Linked DNA regions of Mus musculus: region 1 is linked to region 2. Evidence: chromatin loops called from intact Hi-C (ENCODE). Cell type or tissue: heart. All regions are shown on one strand. Links, peaks and the distances in the headings refer to the core of each region. The heading gives the core; the rest is flanking DNA. Region 1 holds the start of Arrdc3 (arrestin domain containing 3). Region 2 overlaps 9330111N05Rik (RIKEN cDNA 9330111N05 gene).

Region 1 (15,036 bases), core at 8,343-10,842, 120 kb after region 2:
TTTAAGACAGTATTTAACCAGGTCAAGCACCAGGCCAGCGTTCCGAGTCTTCTCAGGCACTGTAACTGTGGGGCAGAGGGCAAGGTGGGCAGATGACAAGCTCCATCTCACACATGATGTTGTAACATCAGAGATGCTGGTGTCACTAAGAACACAAGCCAACTCTTACAAAATCACTCTATTTTGTACTTTGAGAAGGTGGGGGTTTTAGTTGTTTCATGAATGTTAGTATATGGTTACAATCCAACCATAAATTATCTTTAAAAATAATTTACTCATGTGTTGCTCTACCTATATATACTCAAAGCTAGAGACCTATCAATGTTTCTTAGATGACAGGAAAAATTGTTGAAAAACAATATTATACACGTGTACAAACTAAAGCTACTTATCCCAGCAAACATTCTAGTTTTTCTACTTATAAAGTTACACACTTTGGAAACAAATTTGGGATTTTATTCTCTCAAACTTGAGCAAATGTATAAATGAAGCTTCCCCCATCATGACCTTGATATATTCTGGCTTATTGAAGTACCTTGCATCAGCAAAACTGATTTCCAACATATGTGTTTTGGAGGTAATTAAGTAACTCTGTATAAAAATAAATGCACTTTTCCCTCCCTTCCCTAGTGACCGGGCAGCTTCCACTCGTTTTTAAAATAATAAAAATATTTTTCCAGAGCAACAGCCCTTGCCTCTGCTGGTGCCCGCCCTACTGTCTTTCTCCACTCTGAGCTTTGTTTCTTCTTATATGTAATGATAAAAAGGGGAATGTGGGTGGGTTATCAGTTTTGTGTATGTCCCATTTCCGAATATCCCTCTCCAAAAAATCCAACCAAATAACAACAATTAACAACAACAACAACAACATAACAGTGCAACAAACATAGACGGCATTCCAACAGTTTGGCAAGTGATGCATTCACCTGAGATTGAGTGATGTTAGGCAGTCAGTAACACAAGGCTGCTCTGCTATCAATAGTAGAAAGGCAACACTCTCACAGAAAACCAAACAACAGCCATACAAAGTCTCTTGTCAGCCTCCTCCTCTTGTCTCTTTTCTCCTTGTATCTGTTGCTTATCTACTACAGTAGGCTGCAAAACATACAGCAAAAGGATTGGCTTGAAGGCATTTGATGTTTGTAAATAAATCCACAGTAGGATCCAAGCTGAAGAGGTGATACATGGTCAGCCTAGTAGGACAATTCTGAGCATGTGCATATGCAGGTAGAGTCCAGGCTACATTAACTTAACAAACAAACAAAAAACCCAAAAAACAAAACAAAACAAAAAACTAAGAAAAAAAACCTGTCAGTGCATTTTGTTTTGTTTTTTTAATGTCAAAGTTTTTCAAAGCTTTCTTTTGTTCCATGTTGTGCTGACCATAAACAAGTTGTAAGAGTATCAAGAGTCTGGCATAAATGGAAAAAAAATGCTGTAGTGACACTGAACTGCACAATGTAAGCATTGAGCATGTGCAAATTTTCAAATAGGAAGGACAACATCCTTCTTTGCAATGGTGTCTTGACACGGATGACCACAGGCTAAGAAGACTGCCCTTAACATGTGCCAGTTTTAAAGAAGGAAAGCTCAGATCTTCAAGCATGTTGGAACAGCCCCAAATGATGCTGTAGGATTCTAAAGCATGATCACTGGTTGTTTCATGTGTTTGCCATCTGTCTGGGCAAAGGCAATTCCACTTCCTCTGCAAACGTGTCTCCAAGATACTTCTCTGTCCTCAGCTGGAAGAGATACAGTTCAGAACCCATGTCAACTTGACTCAGTCAAGTGTTGCTTCAGCGAGAGGGGCATGATGGTCTGTCCTCGGATGACTGATCAGGATTTGGATCAATCTAGTAGGAATAAGATAAAATTTACAAAGTTAACTTGGTAAGGTGAAGGAAGAATGCAACACTTATCTGCTTTTCAGTAACAATCAGCAAATATAACCAATATAATCAGAGGCTATACATAACTTCTTAGGCTAATTATACACTGGTGTTCCCTCCCTCGGAAGTGCTACATGAGAACGCAAGGGTACTACTAGCATTATAGTTCTGCATGAATAGTTCAATTGCACACAAGTTCCTGGCGGGCTCTCTTTTAGCAGGGCAGTTTCACTCAACATCAGCGGTGCGTACACTCAGATATAGCACTGGAATATAGCATCAAACCGCTCATGTCCTTTGTAAAGTGACTCTTTTGTTCTTGTTCTAAAGGCTAGTGCACCTTTTCCTGAGGGTCTCTGGCTCCTGTGAAACTTAAGGGTCTTCTGGACAAGTCTGATCCATTTGAACTTAAATGTCAGACACCCACAGTACCTCACAAGTTTTCCACAAAATACACATCTCTGAAGAAAACAGCCAGTTGTCTTGTAGTTAAGTTACATTCCAGAGCTATTTTAGTGTTGTACAAGTTTTAAAGTAACTTATAATCATCTTGAAATGGGCAGAATTTATGAAAAATTAGATGAAATTAATACTATTTATATATTCATTTAAAAAATTTCCCCATGAAAGCTATGAATACTCAAAGTAAGCCAGAAGCAAAATAAAAAAATATAAGAATAAAAATACAGTAATAGAATTTGTGAGAAATGGTAGAACATTTTCATAATCAAACACATATTTTATAGACCACAATAAGACAGGAAAATGTCTAAGCAGAAATGTGTAAGAGCAGATTCTGAGTACCCTGTAGTCGATGAGGATGGCTTTAGGGAACCATGTCTCCAGTTATGGTTCACAGCAATTGGTGGCAAAGTAAAAACAAGATCCTTTGTGTCTAATGCATATAAGACAGTGGAATAAATTACATAATCCAGGGGGTGATTCTCTTGATTTATAATTATTTTGGTTATCAAGGTCAATTTGAAAGGTCCTATAAAAATGTCTACTGTTGGCTCGTCATGTAAGAAAGCCCCTTCTGTCCTTCCTCTGGCCTGCCTTTCCTGCCTATACAGTCCCATCTTTGGAGGGCCAGTCATAGTTTAAAATTCAGCTTTAAGAATCATCTTTCTCAGAGAAGCACTCTGATTACCTAAGCGCCAATAAACTCCTCATTACCTGAGTGCTGTTTCCTAACACTGTTAAAGTAGGATTTCACTTTGAATCTTTTTTTTTTCACTAACTAATTTGTGAGATTATCCAAAGTGCTTATCTTTACTCACGAGTGCCCAATGTGATCAACATGAAGAGCATAAATAATTTAGCTGTGTTTTTTAAAAAGTCATTTGGAAATATGCTAACTTTTCTTATGACTAAGAATGCTAAAATATGTAAAAACTAGATTGGAGGACTATGAATAATATAAATTCTAGATATTTAATTAATGTTTACAAAGTTATAAGGTTATTTCTTAAAAATGCTAATGAATCAACTAGAGTTTGAAGGTCATATTATTTCCTGGATGAAGTCCTACGTGTTGAAGTTAGAAACTTTGACAATTGTAACTTTTAAGCTGTTCTAAATTTTTACTCCTGAGATAATCAAGAAGCAACTGTCTTGCTAAAGCCTTTTTAAAACCGTCTACTGCTGCTTCCTCGGAGACTCAGTACATTGTTATTTGCCTTGGTGCTTACCTCTGAATAGAGAGGTGGGGGCAGGAACCGAAACTCCTGGATATAAGCAAACAGTGGTCCTTGGAGAGCTCTCTCAAAATCATCACAAGCACCCACTGGGGCGAGATTATTCCGTCTCTGTTCCTCCGTTACAACCTCTGCATAGCTGGGTGGTGCTGAAGGAGAAAGATACACGCAATTCGAACAACATGTTCTTATGCATGTCAAGATACACAGAATAGTAGATATTAAAAAAGTGTCATGTGAAAGTGTAATTATTTGTTTGGTGATTAAAACAAGAGAGACATATAACCAAACTTAACATTAAGGTCACATGTGCTAAGGAAAGGTACAATTTAACTAGGAATATAATATACCAAAACAAAAGAGAAAGTCTTAATAGTACTCGAGTCCATTTAAAACTGTGTTATGTAATTACCTTCAGGTCTTTCAGGAAGGGCCAGAGCCAGCCAGTTCATACTCATGCTACACTGACTGCTCACACTTGAGGTTCTGCTACCAAACGGGTGCAGAGGGATGGTCCCGATGACGAGGGGCAAACTGAGAAGCAAATCCATGGCCCCAGGAATATCCACGTACACCTACAGAGACAGAAGCTTCGGTCAGCACTCCACGTACAACCGTCTTTAAAACACACCCTAATTCTCATATTAGCTGTGATTTCCTTTTAATTTCTTCACAATTTCTCTTTTATGTGCCATGTTCTAGGCTTATGAGAGGTAGAATTACAATGCAAAGTTTCACATACACATTTACACCCCACTTTAAGTGGACTACGAAAACCATACTTGGATAAGCTAACACTACAACCCCACAACTTTAAGTCATAAAAACTTCATACTTTACACCTACCATTAGCGAATATTCCACTCGGATTATACTACAGTCGAGGATGGAGGGTGAAACCGGTGGGATTTTGAGCAGCTTGCCATTCCACGTCTCTGTCTTCCCAGAGGATAAAGACTCGCCACGTAAGTTTGCCACAAGCTGTTTTACTTCCTTCATTTTCCCTTTGGCATAGAAGGCCTGCGTCTGGTAAATGGCCGCCTTTGGCACTACCATTCGGGAAGAGCAGTTCTCAATCTCGGCAAATATCTGGATTGATTCACCTGCAGAGGGAAGCCGTTACATTTACTATTAGAAAACAAGCCAACACCCACTATAAAGTGTAGACCTCTGAAGCTCAACTATGAAGCCCATATAACTCTATGGCAGAGAAACCATCCTGGACATGAGCAAAGTGACTTCCAGTTAAAACAAGACCTGCTCCCTCTCGGTATCCCAAGAGAACAGCAGCCCCCACTGTAAGAAGAAAACGGACAGAGACAATGGGAACAGCTGTCCTAGGGAAGACTGGGTGCTTACTGTTGGTATTTGTCATATTCGATGTGCATACACAAATACTTAGTAAATTGCTTTTTGGGGGCTTCAACCTCACACATACCTGGGGTGTAGCCCTTCCTTTCAATCTTGGCACTTAAGGATATGGGGCCTGAGGTGCAGAACCAGCAACAGAGTGTCTTTTCTTTTGTGCCTGCTTGGGGTGACTGTAAAAAATAGAGAAAAAACATCAATGTACAAACTCATAAAAATGCCACATTTTAAAAATCAAATTAGAGAATTGATTTTGTTCCCTTAGTCAATGGTTTTAAATGACACCAACTTCTGTCTTTATATAAACTTCCATTCAATAAAGAAAAAAAAATGCTTTACATCCTACTCCAAAGCAAAGTTTTAACCCATCATGTGCAAATAAAAACTAATGAAAATAAGCAAAAAAACCCTTTCCAAATTCTGCATAAACTGTTTGAAACTTGGTTGTAATTCCAAATGGTAACATCTTACTTTGAAAATGTAAAAATTTAGTAAGCTGTCCATTTAAAGGTTGAATTTTATTTCTTTAAAGATGTCATTTTTTGTTTAAACCTAATAGTTTTTGAAGCCAAATTTGAATTAGTCTTATAAAATGCAATTTAAAAAGAAATGAAGATTTTTTTTTCATGAAAATGCTGACTCCCCATCACTTGACACCTATCCCTAATTGGAAGAATGCAATGTAGTACAAAGTTTGATTTGTGACAGTTTCAAATAAGAGTAGATGTTATTGTCTTAAACGATAATATTGTGCATCAAATCATTTAGAAACCAGGCTTTGTTATTGCTATGTTCAGAGTAAAAGATACTTCACATCACATACTGGTCTTTTAAATTTACTTAACACAGCATGAAAAATAGGAGCACATTACTCATTTGCTTGTGTGCTCTATTTCTACTGTATTTTAAAATAGTCATTTTTAATGGAATTTAATAAAATTGCTTTATTAGAGCTATGGAGATTGCATAGATTAAGTAACTATTCTTTATGTATTAAGTTAAAAAGCAATCCAGAATTCAGTCAGTTCTTACCAGTAATGAAGGAGTGTTGATATCTATGTGCTCAAAGACTGTAAATTCCTTCTTTAATTTTACTGGTAGAAGCCAAGGCCTATGCAATTCGGCTTTCACCCAATAGCGCACACTGCCATGTCGGCCTTCGAATGAGGTAGCAAGTGGTCTGTGTAAAATATAAAGATGGATATATTAATCTTATGCCTGTTTCTAAAAATTCAGTATTAGATCAGAATAAACCATTAGCATGTTGAACTGTCTGTAAGGTACCACGTATAGAAAGATGTCACCATGCGCTGTTTTTGGATCAAGGAGGTACCACACGTAAAATTTCTTACAGCTTTCCAAAGGGATAAGTCACCGGGGAAAGATCTTTTATTTTCAAGTAATGATGAGAGGTAAATGTAACAGAAAATTTGTTTTTAAAGCCACAAGAATACAATTCTTTTAAACTAAAGAGCCTACTTTTAATGTTGGTGGCAAAATTATGAAAGTTAAATACTATTCTTGAAAAGGTAAAAATTTTAATACAAAAAAGTAAAAACTGGCCTTACTATTTCTATTTTAAAATCCTAGATCCTAATCAAACATCCAGAAAAGAGTCTTTATACTGCTCTACTTTTGTTAGCCAGGAATTAGAGCCTCTTTTTATAGCAACTAATTAAATATAGCATAAAATGTCTAGGATACTCTCACAATTGCCTTTTTCATAAATTCACAGAAATGGGAATTTTTCTTTATACCCCTGTCCACTCCTATTCTAACTCTCCCTTGGCTGTTAACTAGCATTACTTTCTAAGGCTTGAAAAGAAAAATATTTCTAATAAGCCTATGTCAAAAGAGTCAGAACTGTTTCTCAACTTGGCCAGATTGTAGGATTTGGTGTTTATAAAATGTTTTAAGAAGCAGCCTGACCCATTAGAGAAATGTTCAGCATTGTTACTTCCAAGCCAGAGGGCTAGATTATCCCGGTAGAAGTGCCACTATTTTACAATGGTTATGAACTCTACACAAAATTCTAATTCAGAACGAGTAAACACAAAGTTAAGATACAGCCAAGGCCTGATAAACTGATATGAGCTAAATTCATTCTCTAGATCAATGCAGGTGCCAGTTTACAGGCTCCAGTGTCTTAAGAGGCATTATGCAAAAATGTTTACATATTCTATCTCAACAATCTGTTAAAATGCTAAGAATGTACTGTATTTCAAGCTTTCCACTCTGGTGGCTCTGACAGACGTTTCCTTTTAAGTCCAGGTTATGATAGCTTATGTAATGTCCTCAGTAGCTCTGTATACAAAGCTATGGAATGTGTGTCTAAAGAACAGACCTCTCCTTGAGTGTTATCTTTACATTCTAAATTTATTGCTAATCATTTACAATAGAAGAAAAGACAGAATACTGAATTTTAACCCAGTGAGCCTCAGCTTTCTTCTACTACAGCGAATAATAAGCAGCTGATTGAAGGTTTACTGTTTGACTAGCACCTACTGAATCACCAGTCCTAAATTAAGTACTGTTTTATAAGCTTCAAACACTACTGTAAATTCTAACAACTGAGTGTGCTTTCTGTAATTTTGCCACATGAGATTAAAAATAGCTCCTATTTAATATGTTGTTTTCCTCTATCAAGTTTCTATAATGAAAAGGGTTTTTTTAAACTAAAAAAATTAAAAACTCCGTATTTAAATATGGAGTATCTAATTTTATAAGACCGTGCTTGACTAAAAGTATCCATAGAAAATACCTATTCCTTAGAATACTTACGTCTGTGGAAGCTCGAAGCTAAATGCATATTCATGCCTTCCTGAATGAATAGTGTGGAAGCCTTCTTCAGAATTATCATCATCTAAAATGAAAAACACAAGAAAAGAAAATCTTGTTATTCAAGATGTTCTTCATGATCGAAGCCACAAGCTTTCATCTTAAGCTATGAGTTCCATTATCAACTTCATTATTTCCTCTGGCTAAAATAAAAATCCTTACTTTCCATTTTTCTTCATTCCTCAAATCGGGACGATGAATAGTTATACTTTATAGCATGTTTTATTTTAGTGGAAAAGAAAAACAGTTAAAAAAAATGTATCAAAACCAGGTTGTGGGACTACACTGTTATCTTGGCCACCAGTTGTTTACTTAAGTGCGAGTAAAACAAAAATCGTAGAATACTTTTCAAATTGCCAGTTTTTGATGGCTACTGGCTTTCTAGAGAAGACTGTTCCAGTTCCACCCTGGAAGCAGAGTTGGGAGGACCCCTGGGACTCAGGGCCACCCAGAGGGGACCCTGTCAAAAGGAAAGGGGTAAGCAACTGTTTAAAAGCTAAATACAATTGTTTACTTAGACAATATTCAACACTCAACTGGTTTTAGCAGCAGACTGAAATCTGTTTTTATAAGTTTAATTACAAGGCACAGAATTTAAAAGATGCTTACAAAGAAACCATTTTTTTCAACATCCTTAAGTCTAATTGGGTAGTTTCCATTTGTAGGGGCTTGGGCGGGGGCGGGGTGGGGGTATAAGCTTTCACTTAACCCATTTCTTCTGCTCGGATTCATTTGTGTGTGTGTGTGTGTGTGTCGTGAAAATAAATCAAAAATGTGAAAAGGTCCTTTTGGCTTTCTCCGTAATATACCAAAGTCTTACTAGCGTTACTTGATGGGCAATCCTTTTTAATTAGAATGGGATGGAGGTGGGGGCTGGCGCTGCATCATTACACTTCACCTAAGTACTGAAAATACATACAAAATATGATTTTCCTCCCCAAATCATCGTGACCCGCCCATTTCTGCACACTCCTGCCCGCGCCTCCTGGGGAGCCCCTCTAAGTGTCAGCCCTGAGGACCGGCCAGGGGACCGTGGCCCGTCAATTCGCTCCCTCCAAGGCGCTCAAACTTCGCCTCCCTCTCCCTTTCTTCCTCCCGGTTCCCTTTTGTGCCAGCTCAGCAGTCTCATTGAGGCGAGCGGCGGCCGCCGCGCCGTGGTAAACAAGTGCCTGGCTGTCAATCAAGAACTAGACTGGAGCAGGAGAGGACCGGCCTAAACCGGCGCTGAGCAGCTCTCAGCCGGCCCGCCCGCTCGCGCCCGCGCTCCGCGCGCCCCGCTATACATACGGCATACGTCGCGCGGCGCTCGCGCCCGCGCAGCCTAGCCTGCTGAGCCGGGGGCGGGGCCACCGCGCGCCGCGCTTCCGCTTTCCACGCCCCAGCCGGTGACCGGTTCAATCTGGCTCAGGCCACCCTGACACCTACACAGTTACAGCCGGGGGGAACTGGGGCGGCGGCAGGGAGGCGAAGGCCCGGGGGGGAATAATGGGCGAGGCCGAGCTGGCCGCAGCGTTCTCTGCAATGCCCAGCCTCTGTCACGTCCCCTCGGGTCAGACAGGTACCAGCCCCGGGGCGACCCTGACGCCCGCACGTTTCTCAGTCCCCGGTGGGAACCGAGCCTGCACCCAAGGCAATGGCACCTGCGGCGGCTGCGCTGGGCGAGGGGCGCGCCCAGAAGCCGAGGTGGCGGGCCAGGAGGGACCTTTACCGGCGCACGCCGGTTCCAAGCCTCGCCCCAACCGGCGCGAGCCGGCTTGATCCTCCCCACCCCCACCAGCCCAATCCAATCAACGCCTGGCATCGCCTTAGCAACAGGCTAACAAACGCTGCTCCGCCTATCGCCGGGCGCCTGGGGCGGGCGCTCAGCTACCAGGCTAGTTTGAGAGCGAGCTGCCAGTTTGAAGTCATTGAAACTATTCCAGCCCTGCGAGCCCGTCCACGCGTAGCCAGGCTTGCCGGGGCACCTCGCAGGGTGCAGGTAGTTATCCTAACCGTGAGATCGTGGTGCAATGGATCAAGTGTTTGTCCACAGAACTCTCTATCTATACCCCCCACTACAAGTCTGAACTCTTCGAGGCAAAAGTCTTTGTCTCTTCTTATTTCATTAAAGGCTGCAACGTCCAAGCAGGCTCAAAAGCAAATTCATGTGCCTGCCCTTTTTTTTTTTTTTTTTAAAAAAAAACGAGAGCGCTGTCATTAGGCATTGTACGCCCCATCCGTGTGGACGCTGCAAAAAAAGAACTAGGGAACCATTCAGTATTTGGAATACCCTGGTGTAGGTGCGTAAACCCTAAGAATTGGCTTCGCCTTCATATTTAAAAGACGATACATTAATTCTGTGTAACTTAAAGCATCCTCCATTTCCCACTTGCCTTAAGTTCAATTAACGTCTCCCTAGGATGTACATTTTAGATATTAAAAAAAAACAAAGTATTCCTCTATCTGAAAAGTCGCCAGTATTTGCACTAAAATACTGCATTAGAAAGGAGAAACAAATTACATAACCAGTTTTAACATTATATTCTTCTTGGACTAGGAATTAAGTCATCGCCACCACCTGACGCGTGTAACCAATCTGCTGAGAGGAGAACAAGCGCCCCTCCTCACCATCCCCCAGAACTGGTCCGAAACAGGATTGAACCGCTTCTAACAAAGGGTGGAAACTTAGAAAAACAAGCTTGGAGTCGCCTGTATTTCCACAATGTAGGCACTTAAACAACAGATTGCAAATCTCAGGACCCCTTCTCCCTTTGACAATGCTTCAATCTTCGTCTTATACCCCAAACCCAAATCCGATGTGTCATATACTTTTCAATTCCATCTGTCTGCCATGGGTTTCATTGAATCCACGTTCCAAAGTTAGACATGATGCTCCGAGAAGAAAATCACTGACCCCGAATGGCTTCTAAAACTGACTTAATAGTTTGCATAATGATAGACATTATTCTTTGAAATAAACGATGCTTGATGTACATTTTAAAGGGAATTGGGAAAAATAGGGGGAAAACACGTGGGGGTGTTGGTGCCATATGTCAAAATAAGGGATGGAAGCCCTTTATCAAAGAACAATAATCAAGTCCTCAAAGTCGTTTGCACGTTAATATCAAAATCAGATACATCTAGCAACCTTCTTAAATGTCACTACAGTTCTTTATTGGAGCTCATTTCTGTATCTAAGATTGTAAAATAAAGGAAATCCAATATCGGACTGCAGCTTTTGCAAATGAATTTGAAAATATTAGTAAAACGACGGAGTCACATTTAAACACGTTGTAAGGTGCGTATGGCAGATATGAAGCCGGTTACAGATGTAGTTAAGTGCAGTTTGCACTCACTTTGCAGACGCCTGCATGGATTAAGGCTTAACACGCTTGAACGTCAAGGAGAAACTACAGCTTCTAAGTTTGCTAACCTTTAACAAACTGCCGATTAGAACTGCACTAAATGAGATTAAAGTTCTCATGCAAAGAAGTCGAATGTAGTGACTAATTAAAAACTTACCTCTTTCGTGCCCAATTAAGATGTCTTTATGGTTGAAATATTCTACTTCTTCAGTGTAATTCTGTGTATAGGCAGTATTGGAGCCGGCGTTTCTTGATTCCGTCCACCGTACTTTCGCATGTCCTCTTGCGTGAATTTTAAGAGATTTTACTCTGATCTCCCCGGTAACTTCTAAATTTACCCTTCCTGAGACAGTGTCCCCGCTAGAATACACGGGGACATTACTGTCATTAAGACAGTCAAAGCTTATTGTCAAACTCTTTACCTTTCCCAGCACCATGATTATAACAAAATCTATAAAAATATAATGTAAGACCAAAAAAAAAGTCAAGATCGCATATAAGATGTGATCTTCACTTAACACTGATGGGTGTCTTTGCCGTGCAAGAAAAAAAAATCATGCAGGCAGGATCAGTGATTGTCTACAAATAGTTCATTGAGATTTCTTAAAAAGTCAGGGCAGCAGAGAAGCCGCTGCTCCACGCTCCTGCTCGTCTCAGTGGTCTCCTTACAAAGACGGGCGGCTGGAGGCTGCCAGCTCACTTTAAGAGCAGCTTTGTGAAAAACAACCCTAGTGCGCAGGCGCAGGCTGCGACTGCGGCCAGCCTTCCAGCGCGCTCCCTCCCGCGCGGCGCGCGCCCGGCTCTTGCCGCACGCTCCCGGTACAGTAGGTGTGGAGCGGGCGCCGCCGACTTCGGTGCATGGGCCGCTGCGATTGGCAGGCGGGCACCCCGCCACCCCCGCCACCCCCGCCACCCCCGCCACCCCCGCCACCCCCGCCACCCCCGCCGCGGCCGCAGCGCCGGCCCCGCACGCGCTCCCGGAGCTGAGCAGAGGGACCCGGCGGCGCCAGGCCAGGAGTGTGCGCCTGGGCCGCGGACCCGGAGGACGTGCGAGCCGTGGGGGAAGGGGAGAAACCAGTTGGGCAAGCGGTTGGTGGCCCGAGTCTGAGCTAATGAATTTCAAAAGAAACGTAATAAAAAGCAGACAAATATTGTTCATAGAAGAAAGCGTTGTTGACTTGGATAGAAATAACAAAAGCAAGCAGGACTTTGTAGGCTGGGTGGCAATGGACTAAGCCAAGGCCTGAGGAGCCAAAGAACAATGCTCCAGGCAGCTCCCGTCTTCAGCTCCTACAGCATCAAACCCAATCAAGTTGTCTGTGTAGTGTGTAGGCCTGACCACTTCCTCGAAGGGAGAAAAAGTCCTTTTTCAAGACATCACCTTTTGCTCCTTTTGCAGGGAATGACTCGATTACAACTCCTGTATCAGGAATAAGAATAGAGCTCACACCCCTAATTACCACCTCATAAGAGGCGGTTTGAACATAGTCATTTAGCTGACATTGTTTACAACAGACTGAAAAGCCTTAGGAAAGCATATAAGGTGGTTTTTGGTTTTTAAGTATGATTTGTTATATAAGTGAGGCTTAATTTTGTTAAGCCTTACTTTTAATTCAACATGCTAATTGCCGTGCTGCATCTTTAAATACAGGCACATTTCTCCTTTTTTAATGCCTTGAGTAAAATACTCAGTCATAAACATCACCAGGATTTAGGGGGTAATAGATCATTAACAATCAACATAACCTCATAACAGGGCTATGTTATAAAATCCTGTATTATGCCTAACCAAAAAATGTGGGGGGTTGGTTGTCCATAGTTAAACATTAGATTTTTTTTTTGAATGATAAATCTGGATAGGTCGAATCACAACAAACTAAACACATTCATCTTGCTGTTTTCTTTATTTAAAAAAGAAAAAAAATCTACATGTTTAGTTAGATTGAACTTGACACTTGAACTGAAAAAAAAAACCTAAAATATAACTATGTGAAGAATAATTACTGGAAAAGCCAAGAAGAGTTTAGCTTTTTATGCATAAAATTACACATCTGTGTATTTGGTCCGGGGTGGGGGGTAGGGGCAACTTTCTTCTCTTGGTTGACACCTGGTGGATAATCCAGGTAAAGTGTCTAACCCTTGGGCTAAGGGTTGGTAACAAATACTATTGGTGTTTTTCTCCCCCTAGTGGTAACAGCCACGTCTTTGCTAGAATGTCAAGTTTCCTTCAGTATGAGGTGGATTTCAGCATTAGACACCACAGAAGATTGAGCAAGGAGTGGAGTTAAAAGTGGGCACAACGAGAATTTACATTATTTTTTAAATTTTATTTATGTATGTATATCTATGTAAGAGCACGCATTGTGTGTTCTGGAACCTGTTAAGCCAGAAGATCGGTGGCCTCAGACTCCCTGTTACTGGAGTTATAGATGTGAACGTGGCTACGTGGGTGCTGTGAACTGTATCACATTTCTGAAAATTAAGGATCACTATGTAAGAGCCTGAGAATTGCATTTAATGGAAAAGGATCCTAGTATTGTTTGTAGTTTGTAAAGTTTCTAATGGGGAATCAACACCATCCCTGTATTGCTCCCTCTTTTATTTGATGCTCCTAGGATCTTTTGCTTCATTAGATTTACTTTGCTATTAGTCTAATGTGACTTCTCAAAGACTTTAGTAATGGACACATGCTAAACCTTAACCAATAATTTTTACCCATGTTGCATTTATTTCCCTTTGGTCCCCTTTTCCTTTTGAGGTTTTGTTACATAGTATTCCTCAAGTGTGTAAACAAGTATATTTGATTCATTTGGCTTTCCCCTCCTAGTTATTGAAGCCACAAAAGCATGACGAACAAACAAATATGCTGGTACCTCTAAGTACTTGTGTATATTTTCATTTCTAAAAGAAATGTTATGCTTAGGTCAAATTTTGTATGTTATTTCTCTTTGATTTTAATAACTTTGCATTTGCAGACTCAAAATGTCTCCCCTTGAGACAGCTGGGAGTGCTGGGTTGTGGCGTGCTATCTTGGGCTTCTCTGATGTTTCACTGGGACACTATTGTATTTTGATTTAGATTTCAGCTATTCATCTTCACACCAAGGCTCTTTCCTGCTGCAACCCAGCCTACATCTCATATGCTTTGTCCTCCTACTCATCTGCTAAGTCTCTCCTCCTGTCAAGTACATCTTCTGCCCCCTTTGTTGGCTTGGCTTGTTGTTGCCAATATGTAATTTAAAGGCGAGAGTCACCAAGAGGAATCGGCTCCTAGGAAATTCACATTTTACTGACTGAAAGTTTGTACTAGGGGAATGTTGCCCTTCCCGTCACCTAGTAGTCTCTCTTGATAATGAGGTTTCTAAAAGCCAGGCATGGTTGGGGCACCTGTAATCCTAGATTTGGGGGTAGGGGTAGAGGCAGAAGTATCAGGGATTCAAGTCCAGTCTTGGCTATCTGAGATCCTGTTAAAAACAAGACAAACAAACAAACAAACAACAGACAAAAACAGTAGCCACCAATAAGACAGACAAAGAAAATATCAAAAAATAATATAATAAAAACCCAGACGTTACCTGTGGCTGCCACCTTTTCTATGTGCGTTGTGGAGGGTTTCACGCATCCGGTTAGTGTTACCGTTGTTAACTACCCTTACTTACAGTCATTGAACATCCTCAGGAGATGATCTTAATCCACCATCAGCTCACTGTTCATGTTGCTGTTGTTCCTGCTTGGGGAGAATTTCACTTGACTAGTTATGGTTAAAATCAATCAAGAGAGTGTCTCATGGGACACTTGCAGGTGAGGTGACTTAAGTCTAAAAGTTGGTTGAGGGCGTGCTACTCTAGAAGATGTTTTCAAGTGACCTTTTGTTGTGAGACAGCACATTTCATCTATGGCT
Region 2 (15,036 bases), core at 7,878-10,377:
GGTTGTTTTTTTTTTTAATCACTCAAACATACTCTTTCACAGAAATATATTTTATTGCACTCTAGTAAAAAACAACACAGACAAAGGAGAACATATTGGAGACAAGTGTACAAGATAAGAGAGTAAAGGTTCTGGAAAATGTGTCACTTGAGAAATGGCTGGAAAGGCTAGATCCATGATACATGCTTTGTGATACTGACCTCAAACACTTTAAGGGATGTCGTACTGTAGTGGAGAGGAACAAATGCTATATTCCAGAGAGCAGAGCGAAAACCACTATTTTTAAAATGCAAGGAAAATAATTCAATAGAATTATTTTTATATGTTAATCCTGATAATGACTTATTGCTTCTTGTTTAAGAAAATGGTCACAAAATAAGAGGGTTTTTTTTTTTTTTTTTTTTTTTTTTTTGAGACAGGGTTTCTCTGTATAGCCCTGGCTGTGCTGGACCTCACTTTGTAGACCAGGCTGGCCTCAAACTCAGAAATCCGCCTGCCTCTGCCTCCCGAGTGCTGGGATTAAAGGCGTGCGCCACCACACTCGGCAAGAGTTTTTAAGAGAGGCCTAGTCCCTCCTCCTGGTCCAGCTGGAGAGGACTATTCACAAAGAAGAGTCTTCTAGAATGTGAGACCAAATGGCAGTCAAGCAATCCACAATAAGAAGTAGAGTGCTGGCAGTTACCAGAGACCTTTCTACCCAGCCTACTGGGAATGGAACCTGGGAGGTACACTGAGGCTGAAATGTTGTAGGGACCATCTGAGATCAGAGCTGGATATTAAATAGAAGGAAGAACATTTACACGATTGGGAACAGAACACATAGCTAAGTGAGAGAAGCCTAACAGTGATTAGCAACAGTGCGGAGGAGGAGGTTGAATACACCGAATGTACTAGAAACTTAGGACCTTCGCATGACATTACTGTTGTTTGCCCTTGACTGTCAGTTTGTTCCTCATCCTCTGTTAATACATCTTTGTTGAATGACCAAACTGTCATGGGTTGCACCAGAACCAAGGTCATGGCAAGCTGCAAGTGATGAGCATATGACCCTCATATGAAAATGTAAAGACGTCTGTCTCTCTGGTTAAGAATGGGCACAAGGTCCATGCTAGAAAGATTTAAGACAGTTGTAAAACTCTTAACATACCCGAGGCAGAAGTCACTTTCTTCCCAGGATTGCAGCGCTTCTTTCAGCCACTGTACTAGCAGTAGGCTGAGGCTTCCTGAGCACAAAAATAGTGGAAAAGGCATTCCCAAGCAAGGGGCAGGGAGAGGTAGACTGAATCCTGAACTTCTGGAGCACTTGGGTATTAGCAGTGCTTAAAGTAAGATTAGTTCTGGCAATGCCAGCACATTACCACTTTATATTGAAGCCAGTGAGAGTTCTGGATAATATGGATGCCCATCTAATAAAAGTGTCCTAGTTTGTTTCCTCTTGCTGTGATAAAGTGCATATCCAAAAGCAACTTGAGGAAGAAAGTATTTATTTTGTTCATGTGCTCCTATCATTGTCCATTGGTGAGAGACATCAAACTAGGAACTCAAACGAAGCATGATCCTAGAGGCAAGAACTGAAGCAGACTCCAGAGAGAAATGCTCCTATTGGCTTGCTTTCCATAACTTGTTCAGTTTGCTTTCGTATGTCACCCAGGACCACCAGCTAAGGGTTTGGTGCTACCCAAGGCGGCTTAGGCCTGCCCATATCAATCAATAATCAAGAAAACACACCCGCAGACCAGCCTACAGGTCAATATAATGGGAGTCATTTATCAATAGAGGTTCCCTCTTCTGAGATGACTCTAGATTGTGTCAAGTAGACTAAATAAAATAATTAATTAATTAATTAATTAATTAATTAACTGAAACAAAAAGAAATCTTCATAACATGACCATGTCATCTACAAATGTTCCTTGGCAGGCTCCTGATCATTCAATCACTGCTAATACTGTCTTTATGCTATTTGGGTGCAGTTACTGTTGTCAACACTGTTGGAAACAGTGAAGCCTTAGTACTTTCAAATTTGGTATTGTGCAACTGGCATAGTAATTTCTTTCTCTCAACTCATTTGAATTGATGAATTTTCATTGTACAGAATATATTTTTGCTTCTCACTTTGGTGTCCCTCAAAGTTGACCTCCTGGGAGCAGTGATATTAATATGTATAAAACAATAGATAAATACATAATTATACTTTACCGAGTATTAAATAAACTCTTTTAGAACATGAAGTCTATTGATGACTTTTATCTACTTTTTTTGAGCTAAAAAGAACTCATGATAGTGGTAAAATATGGGGACTTGTCTCAACAAATGCTGTATTGATTGAGGTTTACAGTTTCTGGCAACTCTAGTTTTATAATTATGCAAAATGAGAATTTATCAAAAAGATTGTGAGTAATGTGCAGACTCAGGGGAAGGGCTGCAGAGCCCTACTCCAGTTGAGCTAAGAAATAAACAAAGCTCAGCTTTTTGTTGTCATTGACACAGTCCCAAGCAGCAAGATTTCCGTGCTGGGATCCTGGCATCAGTAATTCTGGACAAAGTACCAATGTGAACCATAGTCTATGTCCTCAAGGGATGTCGGTGTCTAGCACTCAGCCTTTCTTTGTCTCCCACTAAGTTCCATAAGTGGGGAATTCTCCAAATGGAGAGGGGCTGAACTGCCATGTGGCCAAAATGAATCATAATGTCCTGTAAGCCAAACTTCTGGCAGCCAAACATCAGCTCATGAACTCTCCATACTAATTTCTGGGGGAGTGGCAAGGAGGAAGTTCTTGCTCAACCTAAAGTGACTGTCTTTCTCTTTCCCCATATAAAGAGAACAGCAGAATCCTCACCTAGATTGAAATCCAGCTCTTCTGGACTTATGCCATGGTCAGACTAATATTTAAATAAACCATGCTAAAGTATACTGCATAAATAACAGGAAGTGGAAAGTACAAGAGGCCTGCTGCATGTAGAAATGCACATAGCACAGAAGATGTGGCAGGTGATGTGACAGACTTATTTTGGCAAGGGCTCTTGGTGATGCATCATTACTGATACTTTGTTATCTCTATTAATTCTTTCTTTCTTTCTCTCTCTCTCTCTCTCTCTCTCTCTCTCTCTCTCTCTCTTTCTCTCTCTCTCTCTCTTTCTTTCTTTCTTTCTTCCTTGCTTTCTTTTTTATTAGATATTTTCTTTGTATACATTTCAAATGCTATCCCGAAAGTTCCCTATACCCTCCCTCCACCCTACTCCCCTACCCACCCACTCCCACTTCTTGGTCCTAGCATTCCCCTGTACAGGGGCATATAAAGTTTGCAAGACCAAGGGGCCTCTCTTCCCAGTGATGGCCAACTAGGCCATTTTCTGCTACATATGCAGCTAGAGATACGAGCTCTGGGGGTACTGGTTAGTTCATATTGTTGTTCCACCTATAGTGTTGCAGATCCCTTCAGCTCCTAGGGTGCTTTCTCTCTCTAGCTTCTCCATTGGGGGCTCTGTGTTCCATCTTATAGATGGCTGTGACCATCCACTTCTGTATTTGCCAGGCACTGACATAGCCTCATATGAGACAGCTATAACAGGGTCCCTTCAGCAAAATCTTGCTGGCATGAAACCCACCTCTATTAATCACTTCAATGAATTCAAAGAGTGTTGAACAGTGTACGGACTTATTGAGAGGATTGAAGGGGCAAGGTATGAACCCAAGAAGCACTTTCATTGAGTTCCTGTACCCTCAGCCCCACATTCACCCATAGCTTCATCCTGGGGGAGCACCTCCTTGTTCAAAGCTCAGTGGCACTTTCCTTTCACCTTTCATCATGGTGGTGCATGCATACACCAGTGTTAAGAAGCATCATGGACCTGGCAGTGGCAGCACATGCCTTTAATGCTACCACACAGGAGACAGAGGCAGATGGATCTCTGAAAGTTCAAGACCACCCAGGGCTACACAGAGAAATCCTGTCTCAGAAGAAAGAAGAGGAGGAAGAAGTGGAGGAAGAAGTGGAGGAGGAAGAAAAGGAGGAGGAGGAGCAGTAGTAGGAGGAGGCAGAGGGGGAGGAGGAGGAAAAGAAGGTGAAGGAGGAGGAGGAGGAGAACTCACTGCGTAACAACAGTATTTTCCCACAGCTAGGACTGATTGTTGTTTTTATGTCATAAACCTCCATTTTGACTGCTCACCCTCAGCTCTTAACTCAGTTAAGACAGTTTGTTCAGTCCTTGCAGCCTTGCCTTAGTGATTGTGATGGATAATCTTACCAACTTGACTAAATTGACAAATGCTTGTGAACAGTAAGGGCTAGCTCTGGGACTGTGCATGAGGGCAGTCCAAAGAGGGTTGATAAATGGGGAAGGCTGAAGGGAAAATCCATCTTTAATAGAGTGGTTCCTGGAGATAATAAAAGGGAAATAAAGCCAAGGCCCTGTGTTCTTTTTCTCTCCTCCCTAGTTTGCCAAGGTCTGACCTGAGCTGCAATACCCAGCCTTCTTGGCTATAATAGCCTGAAGTCTCTGGAACCTGAGCAGAAATAAAACTTTTCTCCTCGAGTTGTTTCTGTTGGGGTTTTTGTTACAGCAGGAATGGAAGACAGCTGAGGCAGTTACTGTTCCCAGACCAGCAGAGACGAAAGTAAAATGAAGCAGCTTTGTGAACGAGCCATTTACAATCTATACAAAGTGATTCCCTAGTTAGTTCTACTCCACAAGGAAAAGGATTATAGAAATATTGATGCTATAAACAAGCCCCTCAGAGCACATGCTGTATAGACTTGTAGATTGCTACACTACAGTCACAGACTGCTGCCCCCTGACTGCCACCACAACATGTGGTGTGACATTTCAAAATTCCATAAGGCACATAACAAGTGGATAATGAAATACCTGATAAAGCCAATAACTATGGTGTGATTACTAATCCATTTTCTATATCTTCCTGCATAAAAGGATGTGTCCTGCTGCAAAGTACCATGTTACATAGCACATCACAGGAAATGACCAGGAAAAGCAAATATAAGTGCTGATGACCACCCAATTATTAGAGGAGTGATTTGAGTTGCTGACTTGATTAGGTTGAGGGTCATTTCCAATGCCCCAGTGTGCACTGAACCCTACATTCTGATAAAAAAAAAAAGAAAAGAAAAGAAAAGAAAAAAGAAACTAAGGTGGTTTGACATTAAATGATAATCTCTACTGCGTTAACAGATAAGGGGACTGAGGCACTGATCAGGCCTCAGTGTAGGTAGACACCAACTAGCCAGCTAGAAGGCCATACAATGGTGAAATGTAAATGTGGCTCGGTTGTTCCCAAGCCAGATGTCTTCTACTTGTGTATTTTGTTTTGTTTTGTTTTGTTTTTATTTGTTTGTTAGGCTGTTTGTTTTATGCCCTGAGTTTTTGAACTTTGAACTCTGGGGTCTATACTTTGTGATCTTGGGCTTTTGACATGGGGTAAGTCTTACACTATTATCTTCCTTAGTTATAAAACGTTTAGACTTGGAGTGAGCCATGGTGCTAGCTTGCCCAGTTTTCCAACCTCCCCGTTAATTCACTTGGGAGTCTTCTCAGTCTCCATAAGCAAGTGAGTCAGCTCTCCAAGTAAATAAATTATCTGACTAACTAGCAGATATATGTTGATCATAAATAGATCATAAATACATACATACATATATAGATGATACATAGATATATAGCTATCTCCTTTTCTGTTCTGTATCTCTGGACTAAAACAATCACATACTCCCAAACTGGATGTTCTATTATGGAAGGAGCCCAAATAAGAAGTGAAATGTAGATGATTCAAGCCTACCAAGGGACAGTATTACACCCAAATGTACCTAGTGGTTTTCTTCTTAGAATCACTTTAGGCTGAGTTCTGTCTCCTCAGCTTCCCTCTGACACTGAAAGCTATCTACTTGATACTGGACTGCTAACTAAACCATTGCTAATGTTAGGAGCTACTAGCAAAGTGATAGAAAATCTTCATCACATGGATGCTCTTATGAAAGTTGGGGTGAATAAACACCCCGCAAATTCCTCATCTGTTTTTTTTCTAAGTCCCTGCATAACAAGGGTAAGAAGCATTTAAGTCTTACCATGTTGGAAACATGGTTTTTGATCTCTCACCAATACCCTTTGTTCCTTTTAGGTTCTGTTGCTCAGACCCCAAACTATGGTAGTTGCTCTTTTGCCAGAGTTCCTTTATCCATCTGCAAATGGGTTTGAGTTCTCTTTTCAAAGTGTGCCCAGCCAGACCCACTCACATCACTTTTCTACAATTCTTGCACTACTCCGAGCTGTTACCCTCTCTTAGCTGACCCATTACTTTGGACTTATAACTAATTTCTTGTTTTCATGCTTTCTCCTATATGACCTATTCATCACATAGTAAACAAAAGGGTTTACTACAGTGTTTCTGAGACAAAGTCTCATCATACAGACCAGACTGGTCTCAAACTCAGAGTCTGCCTGTCTCTGCCTCCTGAGAGCTGGAGTTAAAGGAAGAACACCACACTTGCCAATGGTCTTTAACTAATCTAGTCAGCTCATATTATTAATAGTATAAGCTACATATTTGTGACCTCAAAGAATATATACATTGACACTTAAATCACATTGTGATTACATTGGAAATGAGATCCTTTAATTGAATATTAAAAAAGAATAATAAAAAACTTTCTAGGAAAAATCAATAGTATGGTGTGGCAAATGATGTCTAAGCATTTAAACTATCAGCAGCTTAGCTTCTCTTCAGGAACACCTGCAGAAGAGCACTCAGTGGCCTATAAAATACACATGGTCATGCAATCTGGAGGCAGGACTGTGTGAGAGGAGGAAGTGGATCAACAAGGGGAGAGGAGGCAAGGAGAGGAAAAGAAGGGAAGCCGAATGATAATGAAATATAATCTTTCCTTATGAAAATGTAGCAATGCAGGCAAGGTGTGATGATAATCAAAGAACTCACTAAGCTGAGGCAAGAACATTAACATGAGTCTAAGACTAACCTAACATAATGAAACCCACTATGTTGTCTGTTATGCTGGAAAGAGTTAATTTTAAAATAAAATAGGCAAAAGAAGATGCTCAAATGCAGTTACTTAGATTTTTTTTCTCACTATATTGGAGCTTCTAACCATCACCCTCAGCCCAGGAAGTTTTTATTACTGACAATAAAACAATAATTTAGCTTTATGGAAAATAGAGTGTACTTATGTCCCTCTGGGTTTGCAGTATAACTACGATTAGCAGCTGGAGACAAAGAAAACCCAGCTAGAAATGCCTCTTCTCCAGGAAATTCTCTCCCACACTGATTTATGGCCACCGTAGACATGGCTGTGGTCAACTGTTTCTGCTCACAGCCTGGCCAAGCTTGGGTAGCCTGAAGCAACCAGGAAGGCAGGTTTCAATTGGCAGTGTTGTGTCCCTGTTTAGACCTTGTGACTGGAGTATCCTGCTTTGGGATTTGGGTCAGTCAATCAGCAGGTATTTATCCTGCTTTCTTTGGACCCAGAATACTGTTAACTCAGCAGGATACCACAGGCAAAAGCAAAGTGTTAGAGGCAAGCCAGGGAAAAGCAAACAGTCAAGTCCAGGCTTACTTGACATTTCACTCTCTTTCACTTCCACTCCACAGCCCATCACCTTGTTCTCTGCCTCTCTCTGTATTACAGCCAAGCTCCACAAAAAAATAGTCTTCAGTCTCTGGCCCCTGTCCTTAGAGTCTGGGGTTTTCCCCTAGCCCCGGTTATTTTCCTTGCTTCTCAGTGCTCAGGTTTCCTTGGCAAAACTCACCGGTGGCTTTCCTGCGGTCAAATCCCTTACTATCCACTCCCTTCCCACTTTAATTAAATCACCTGCTGGGTTGCCAATGTGGGCCATTTCCTCCTTGGAACTCTGGCCATCCACAGCCTTGATTCCAAAGGCAGACTTCTCAGAGCACTCCTTGGCTTCTCTGTTGATTCCTGCTATTTGGGTGTTGTTGTTTTTTTTCTTTTAAGAAGCTGTTCTGATAACTCTTTAACCTACATAGCCTTCAGTTTCTTTTATAGAACCAGCCAGCATTCACTTGTCTTTTTTTTTTCCCTCCATCAAGAAGTTCCAGGGAGGCTACGGGGAGTCTATGGAGGTGATCCTAGCTGAAATTTCTATCAGCAGGGGCTATAGAAACTGAAGTGGCTACCTCCTGAAGCCAGGTAGGACTTCCAGTGGAGACAAGGGGACATCAATCTACCCACAAAACCTTCAACCTAAAATTTATCCTGCCAACAAGATGTGCAGGCATAAAGATGGGGCAAAAAACTGGGAAACAGCCAACCAATGACTGCCCCAACTTGTGATCCATCCCATGTGAGAGACAACCTTGACACTATTAATTATACTCTGCAATGCTTGCAGACAGGAGGAACCTAGCATAACTGTCTCCGGAGAGGCTTCATCCAGCAGTGGATGGAGGCAAACGCAGAGACCCACAGCCAAACATCAGGCAGAGCTCAGGGAGTCTTGGGGAAGAGTGGGATGTAGAACTGAGGGAATTAGAGGAATCAGAACACTACAAGAAGATGCACAGATTCAACTAACCTGGGTCCATGGGAGCTCACACACACTGAATCACCAACCAAAGAAGACATGGGCCTAGCATCTCTATATACATGCAACAGATGTGCATCTTGGTCTTCATGTGGGACCCCTAACAATTAGAGGCTGTCTCAGACTCTGTTGCTTCTCTTTGGATCCCTTCCCCTAACTGGACTGCCTAGTTGAGACTGAGTGGGAGAAGATATGCTTAGTCCTACTGGGACTTGATGTCCCAGGGCCAAGGGCAGTATGGTACCCAAGGGGGATGGGGAGGCACCCCCTTTCTCTGAGGAGAAGGGGAAGTGGTCGTTGGAGTAAGGATTTATAAGGGGCAGATTGGGAGGAAAGGATGCAGGGTGGCTGCAATCAGGATGTAAAGTGAATAAGAAAATAAATAAATAAATAAGTGAATAAGAACATAAATAAATAAATAAATAAATGAAAGGTGCCCATCTTTCACTCAGAAGTCCATCCTTGGTCTATTTTCCTTGTTTCTAGCAAATATCTTTTTATTTTTTAATCAAATAATCAGATGGGTTTTTTTTGCTTGTTTTTTGAGAGAGGTCTTGTTATGTAGTCCACACTGGCCTTAATCTCAAAAGAGTCTTCATGCCTCACAACATTGCATGCTGGAATAGAGCTATGAACCACCATGCCCAGCCCTTCCGCACTAATCATATCTGTGCTGTTCCCTTCGCTGAAGTTAGGCTTCTGTCATATATCTCCTGTTAACGTTCCTCGTCGTTCAGCCTGACAATCCCAGAGCTGAATGAGGCATCACCAGACAGGTTTAAATAACTGTTGCTGGTACCTATTAAGACTTTGCAAGAAGTGTGTGTGCGTGTGTGTGTGTGTGTGTGTGTGTGTGTGTGTGTGTTTACATGCATGCGTGCATGTGTGTCAATGTACTTAACTATACTATCAAGCCAGGGATATTTGTTTGGTGACAAAATATTACTTAGGCTTTACAATGAGCTCTTCTAGGTAAAAAGAAAATAAAACAACAAAAAAAAAGTTACTTGGAACAGCGTAAAAGAATACACGAGGGAGAACAGAGTAAAAATTTTTAACACATTCCTTCTTACAAAGAAAGAAATCAGACAATTTTGGTTTATTAAATTAATAATCTGTTTCAGGGTGTTCCACGATCATTACTGGCTGCATCCTGTGACTATCTGGAGGCCAGAATGACCAGCCAAGCACTATGTCTTCATGCACACACACACAAATAACTTTTACAAAATTCACTGGCGTGCTCAACAAAGTTTGCTGTGTTCTTCGAACTCTCTTGACCTTGAGGAGGTGGTTTGCCTACAGAAAGCCTTTCAGCCAAATTGAAGTTGGACTCTTCTTAAAGGTCACATGCCCTTGTATTGGAAACACTTCTAGTACATTTTTATTTCCTCTATTGGCTCCAAACTACATTTTTTTCTCACAGAACAAAGAGAAGTGAAGATCAATGAAGCAGATAACCAGAAACCATACTGGAAATGAGCCTTGTGATGGGGTAATTGTCATCCTTATGTCAGAAATTATTGGTCCCAGCATATCCCCTTCCAATTCTCCACAGACATCAAAACTCATAGGTGCTCAAGTGCCCAGCACAAATGCTTTAGTGTTTGTATATGCACATTCTCCTGTGTACTTTAAACCTCCGTAGATTACTCATAATGTCATCCCAATGTAAATAATTTTAACACGGTTTTGCTATGGAATAGTTTCAATTAAAAAAAAAAAAGTCTGTTCATTTTCTGTGTACATATGTCTAAAGAATGTTTTTGATCAGATGTTGGCTAAATTTACAGGTGTTAAACCCATGGAACACAGAATCAATTGCACATGGGTGAGGAAAATGAGAAATGCTTAAGTCTGTGGTAAAGAAACACATCTATATGAGATACAAGAAGACACCGATAAGTAACCAGGTACAGAGCCTTTCCATGCAGTCAGTGTCCCTCAGAGAATAAGGGAGTAGACATTCAAGCAGCAAGTACCCAAGGCTTCTGTCTACACTGCTGATATACCCATACTGAAATAGTAGATAGTTCAAAACCAAAAAGTTTAGAAATTTAGGCCTAACGAATAATTTTAATTATATATAATTGATTTATTCCTCTAGAAATATCATAGCTTGTCCAGTGATTTAAATAACTGTTAACTTTTTGGTGTAGATATGAACCAAGTGTTGATCTCCTCACTTCCTAGAAAGAGGGGAGCTTGGTAGAATTGAAGTAACCTAGCAAATATGGGGTAGGCCAATCCACTGGCTGAAATATGTGTATAAATGTGTGTGTGTGTTGTGGGTGTGTATGTGAGTATGTGTGTATAGTGTATGTATGTATGTGAGAATATGTGTATGTAGTCTGTGTGTGGTTTTGAAAGATTACAAGATATTTGGGAATATACAAGCTAAAATTGCAGTCATTGTTAGTAATACTTTAATCAATTTAACTGTGTATCAAATCACTACTAAATAGTAGCTTTGAAGAACAGCTGAGGATGACAGCTTTCAAATAAGCTGTAGGCCTAGGTGCAGGGACACTTACATTTAAAACCAGTTATGTAGTTTTCATTCCATAAATATTTATTGGGACCTAATGCTGCTCTTAGTGGGGCCTAACGCTGCTCTTAGTTTCCATGCTAGACATTATGGATGACAAAACCCTTGCCATCCAAGGAGCCTGTTTTTCAACCCATTAAATGGAGGATTCTATTAATAATTTAGCAGTTTGAATACCCCCCCAACACACACACACACACACACACACACACACACACTTACATGTATTAGACACAGTATTAGAAAGTTCAGCTCTTAAAGTAATCATACAAAAGAGATATAAATAAAACTTTATGTGTTTCTAGTTTTATATAATGAAAGCCATGCAAAACGATGCACTATGTTTCAAACAGACTTTTAAAAAAGACATATGGTAAATCAACATGAGGGCAATGAGAATCTCACATCAGGCCCCGCCTTACCTCTTTCAGCGCAAGCCTTGGCTCCAACATTGAATACTCTGGTGCTCTTTCTTTTTTTTTTTTTTTTTTCTCAAACTGCTCAGTTTTTATTTATTTATTGCCATGCTTGTTCTTTTTCATGTAGGTCTGAATCAAAGTTATCACTCATACCTGGGCAACAGAGTTGATATTGAGCAGAGAGAGCTAACTGGGAATAATGTGGACTTTTGAAACTGCCAAGCCCAGCCTCGTTAAAACACCTCCTCCATCAAGGCCATGTGTTCTCGTCTTTCCCAAACATTTCACTAACCCAGGACCAAGCATGTAAACATATGGGGAAGGGGCATTTTCAACTAAACCACTGCAGTCTAACTGTGTGGAACTTGTTTGTTTTTTTTAAATTAGTAAACAACATTGTTAAGATATTTTCTTAAGTCTAAAGATCGAAACAATTTTTGAAACATACCTTGGATGCTTTAAAAATAATATGAGTAGGTGGCAATAATGAGAAAGTTTTCTTGTACCATTTTATCTTGTTATATACATACTTGAATATTTTACCTTGTATGTATGACCCCACACTCCAAAGAACTCAGAAGAGACTGTCAGATCTCCCTAGAGCCTGAGTCACAGATAGATGTGAGCCAACTTGTGGGGTCTGAGAATGAAGCCCAGTCCTCTGCAAGAACAGCAGAGCTCTTACCCTCTGAACTCTCTCCAGGCCTGACAACTTTTTAGAACAGTGCTCGTACATCTTGACTGTGTTTTTTTCCAAGCAGCATGGGTTCCTGAAATGTTCAGTACTGACATGCTTCCATCTACCCATACTAAATAACTATTCACTTATTCAGTAAATAGTCACTGAACACAAATGCCATGTCAGTTGCTATACATTAAGTTTGTAGTAGTAGGGACACCACAACGGACAATCAGAAATGGTCCTGAGTACTCAGGCCTGCACAGCATAATGGATGGAGACATCTGAAAGAACCATGGTATGACATATGGTGAGATGTACACAGAGGATAAAATAACTCAGGGAGGATATAAGGTCTTGATGAATAACAATATAATAATTATAAGACCAGGCCCATTATTTTCAGAATACCATGGTGGTTTCAAAGCCTGAGTATACATTTAGTAGTTGTAGATATTTATAATAGACAACAGGCCCAATGGGTTTTTATTATTTTCTTTTTTTAATTACATATTTTCTTTATTTACATTTCAAATGTTATCCCCTTTCCCAGTACCCCCTCCTTCTGGAAACCCCCTATCCCATCCTCCCTTCCCCTGCTTCTATGAGAGTGTTCCTCCACCCACCTACCCACTCCCACCTCCCTTAGTTCCCCTACACTGGGGCATCTACTGAGCCTTCATATGACCAAGTACCTCTCTTTCCATTGATGCATAAGAAGGCCATCCTCTGCAATATATGCAGCTGGACTCATGTGTACTCTTTTGTTGATGGCTTAGTCCCTGGAAGCTCCTGGGGGTCTAGTTGGTTGATATTGTTGTTCTTCCTGTGGGGTTGCAAACCCCTTCATCTCCTTCGGGCCTTTCTCTAGCTCCTCTATTGGATACCCTGGACTCAGTCCAATGATGGGCTGCAAGCATCCATCTCTGTATTTGTAAGGTTCTGGCAGGGCCTCTCAGGAGACAGCCATGTCAGGATCCTTTCATCATGCACTTCCTGGCATCCACAATAGTGAATGGGTTTGATAACTGTATATGGGATGAATCCCCAGGTGGTACAGTCTCTGGGTGGCCTTTCCTTCAGTCTTTGCTCTACACTTTATCTCCATATTTACTCCTGTGAGTATTTTGTTCTCCTTCTAAGAACAAAGCACCCACACTTTGGTCATCCTTCTTCTTCAGCTTCATGTGGTCTGTGAATTATATCCTGGTTATTTGGAGCTTTTGGGCTAATATCCACTTATCAGTGAGTGCATACCATGTGTGTTCTTTTACAATTGGGTTACCACACTCAGGATGATATTTTCTAGTTCTATCCATTTGCCTAAGAATTTCATGAATTCATTATTTTTAATAGCTGAGTAAATGTAGCTGTGTAAATGTACCACAATCTTTGTACAGATTCCTCTGTTGAAGGACAACTGGGTTCTTTCCAGCTCCTGCCTATTATAAATAAGGCTACTATGAACATAGTGAAGCATGTGTCCCTATTACATGTTGGAACATCTTCTGGGTATATACCCAGGAGTGAGATAGCTGGGTCTTCAGGTAGTATATGTCCAATTTTCTAAGGAAACACCAAGCTGATTTCCAGAGTAGTTGTACCAGGATGCAATCCCACCAGCAATGGAGAAGTGTTCCTCTTTCTCCACATCCTCACCAGCATCTGCTGTCACTTGAGTTTTTTATTTTAGCCATTCTGACTGGTGTGAGGTGAAATTTCAGGGTTGTTTTGATTTGCATTTCCCTGATGACTAAGGATGTTGAACGTTTTTTTAGTTGCTTCTCGGTCATTCAATATTACTCAGTTGAAAATTCTTTGTTTAGTTATGTACCACATTTTTTAATAGGGTTATTTGATTTTCTGGAATATAACTTCTTGAATTCTTTGTATAGCCCTCGACAGGATGTAGGATTGGTAAAGATCTTTTTGCAATCTGTTGGTTGCCTTTTTGTCCTATTGACACTGTCCTTTGCCTTACAGAAGCTTTGCAATTTTATGAGGTTCCATTTTTTCTATTGCACATCTTAGAGCATAAACCACTAGTGTTCTATTCAGGACTTTTTCCCCTGTGCCCATATCTTCGAGGCTCTTCCCCACTTTTTCCTCTATAAGTTTCAGGGTCTTGGTTTTATGTGGAGGTCCTTGATCCACTTGGACTTGAGTTTTGTACGAGGAGATAAGAATGGGTTGATTTGCATTTTTCTACATGCTGAGCCCCAGGTGAACAAGCTCCCTTTGTTAAAAATGCTGTCTTTTTTCCACTGGATGGTTTTAGCTCCATTGTCAAAGATCAAGTGATCATAGGTGTTGGGTTCATTTCTGGATCTTCAATTCTATTCCATTGATCTTTCTGCCTGTTTCTATACCAATACCATACAGTTGTTTTTAATCACTATTTCTCTGTAATACAGTTTGAGGTCAGGGATAGTGATTCCCTCAGAAGTTCTTATATTGTTGAGACTAGTATCTGCTATCCTGGATTTTTTTGTTATTCCAAATGAATTTGCAAATTGCTCTTTCTAACTCTATGAAGAATTGAGCTGGAATTTTGATGGGGATTACATTGAATCTGTAGATTGCTTTTGGCAGGATGGCCATTTTTACTATCTTAATCCTACCAATCCATGAGCATGGGAGATCTTTCCATCTTCTGAGATCTTCTTCAATTTCTTTCTTCAGAGACTTGAAGCTCTTGTCATACAGATCTTTAATGTGCTTGGTTAGAGTCACTCCAAGGTATGTAATATTATTTGTGACTATTATGAAAGGTGTTCTTTCCTAATTTCTTCTCAGCCTGTTTATCCTTTGAGTATTGGAA

The links. Peaks named below come from ENCODE experiments on the same cell type or tissue, not always from the same donor. Only the 100,000 strongest peaks of a DNase experiment are listed, where the experiment ranks them.
Region 1: a loop joins it to region 2, with 2.3 times the contacts of the local background. A loop is called at or near these places in 3 of 42 quality-filtered maps.

The regions. Positions count from the first base shown.
Region 1 is chr13:80,880,187-80,895,222 of GRCm38, reverse strand. Arrdc3 (arrestin domain containing 3) reads right to left here and starts at 11,801. Exons shown (of 8, transcript NM_001042591.1): 1 at 11,294-11,801; 2 at 7,736-7,817; 3 at 5,987-6,134; 4 at 5,025-5,127; 5 at 4,433-4,689; 6 at 3,999-4,161; 7 at 3,581-3,735; 8 at 1-1,853. The coding sequence starts at 11,573. The coding sequence ends at 1,797. In heart, for the core only: no CTCF peak of the experiment used is centred there; DNase peaks (open chromatin) are centred at 9,132, 9,622 and 10,382; H3K4me3 peaks cover 2,500 bases; H3K27ac peaks cover 2,500 bases.
Region 2 is chr13:81,001,881-81,016,916 of GRCm38, reverse strand. All of the region lies in intron 1 of 9330111N05Rik (RIKEN cDNA 9330111N05 gene), which reads right to left. Among named protein-coding and RNA genes, the nearest start is that of 9330111N05Rik, 45 kb to the right of the region's middle. In heart, for the core only: no CTCF peak of the experiment used is centred there; no DNase peak of the experiment used is centred there.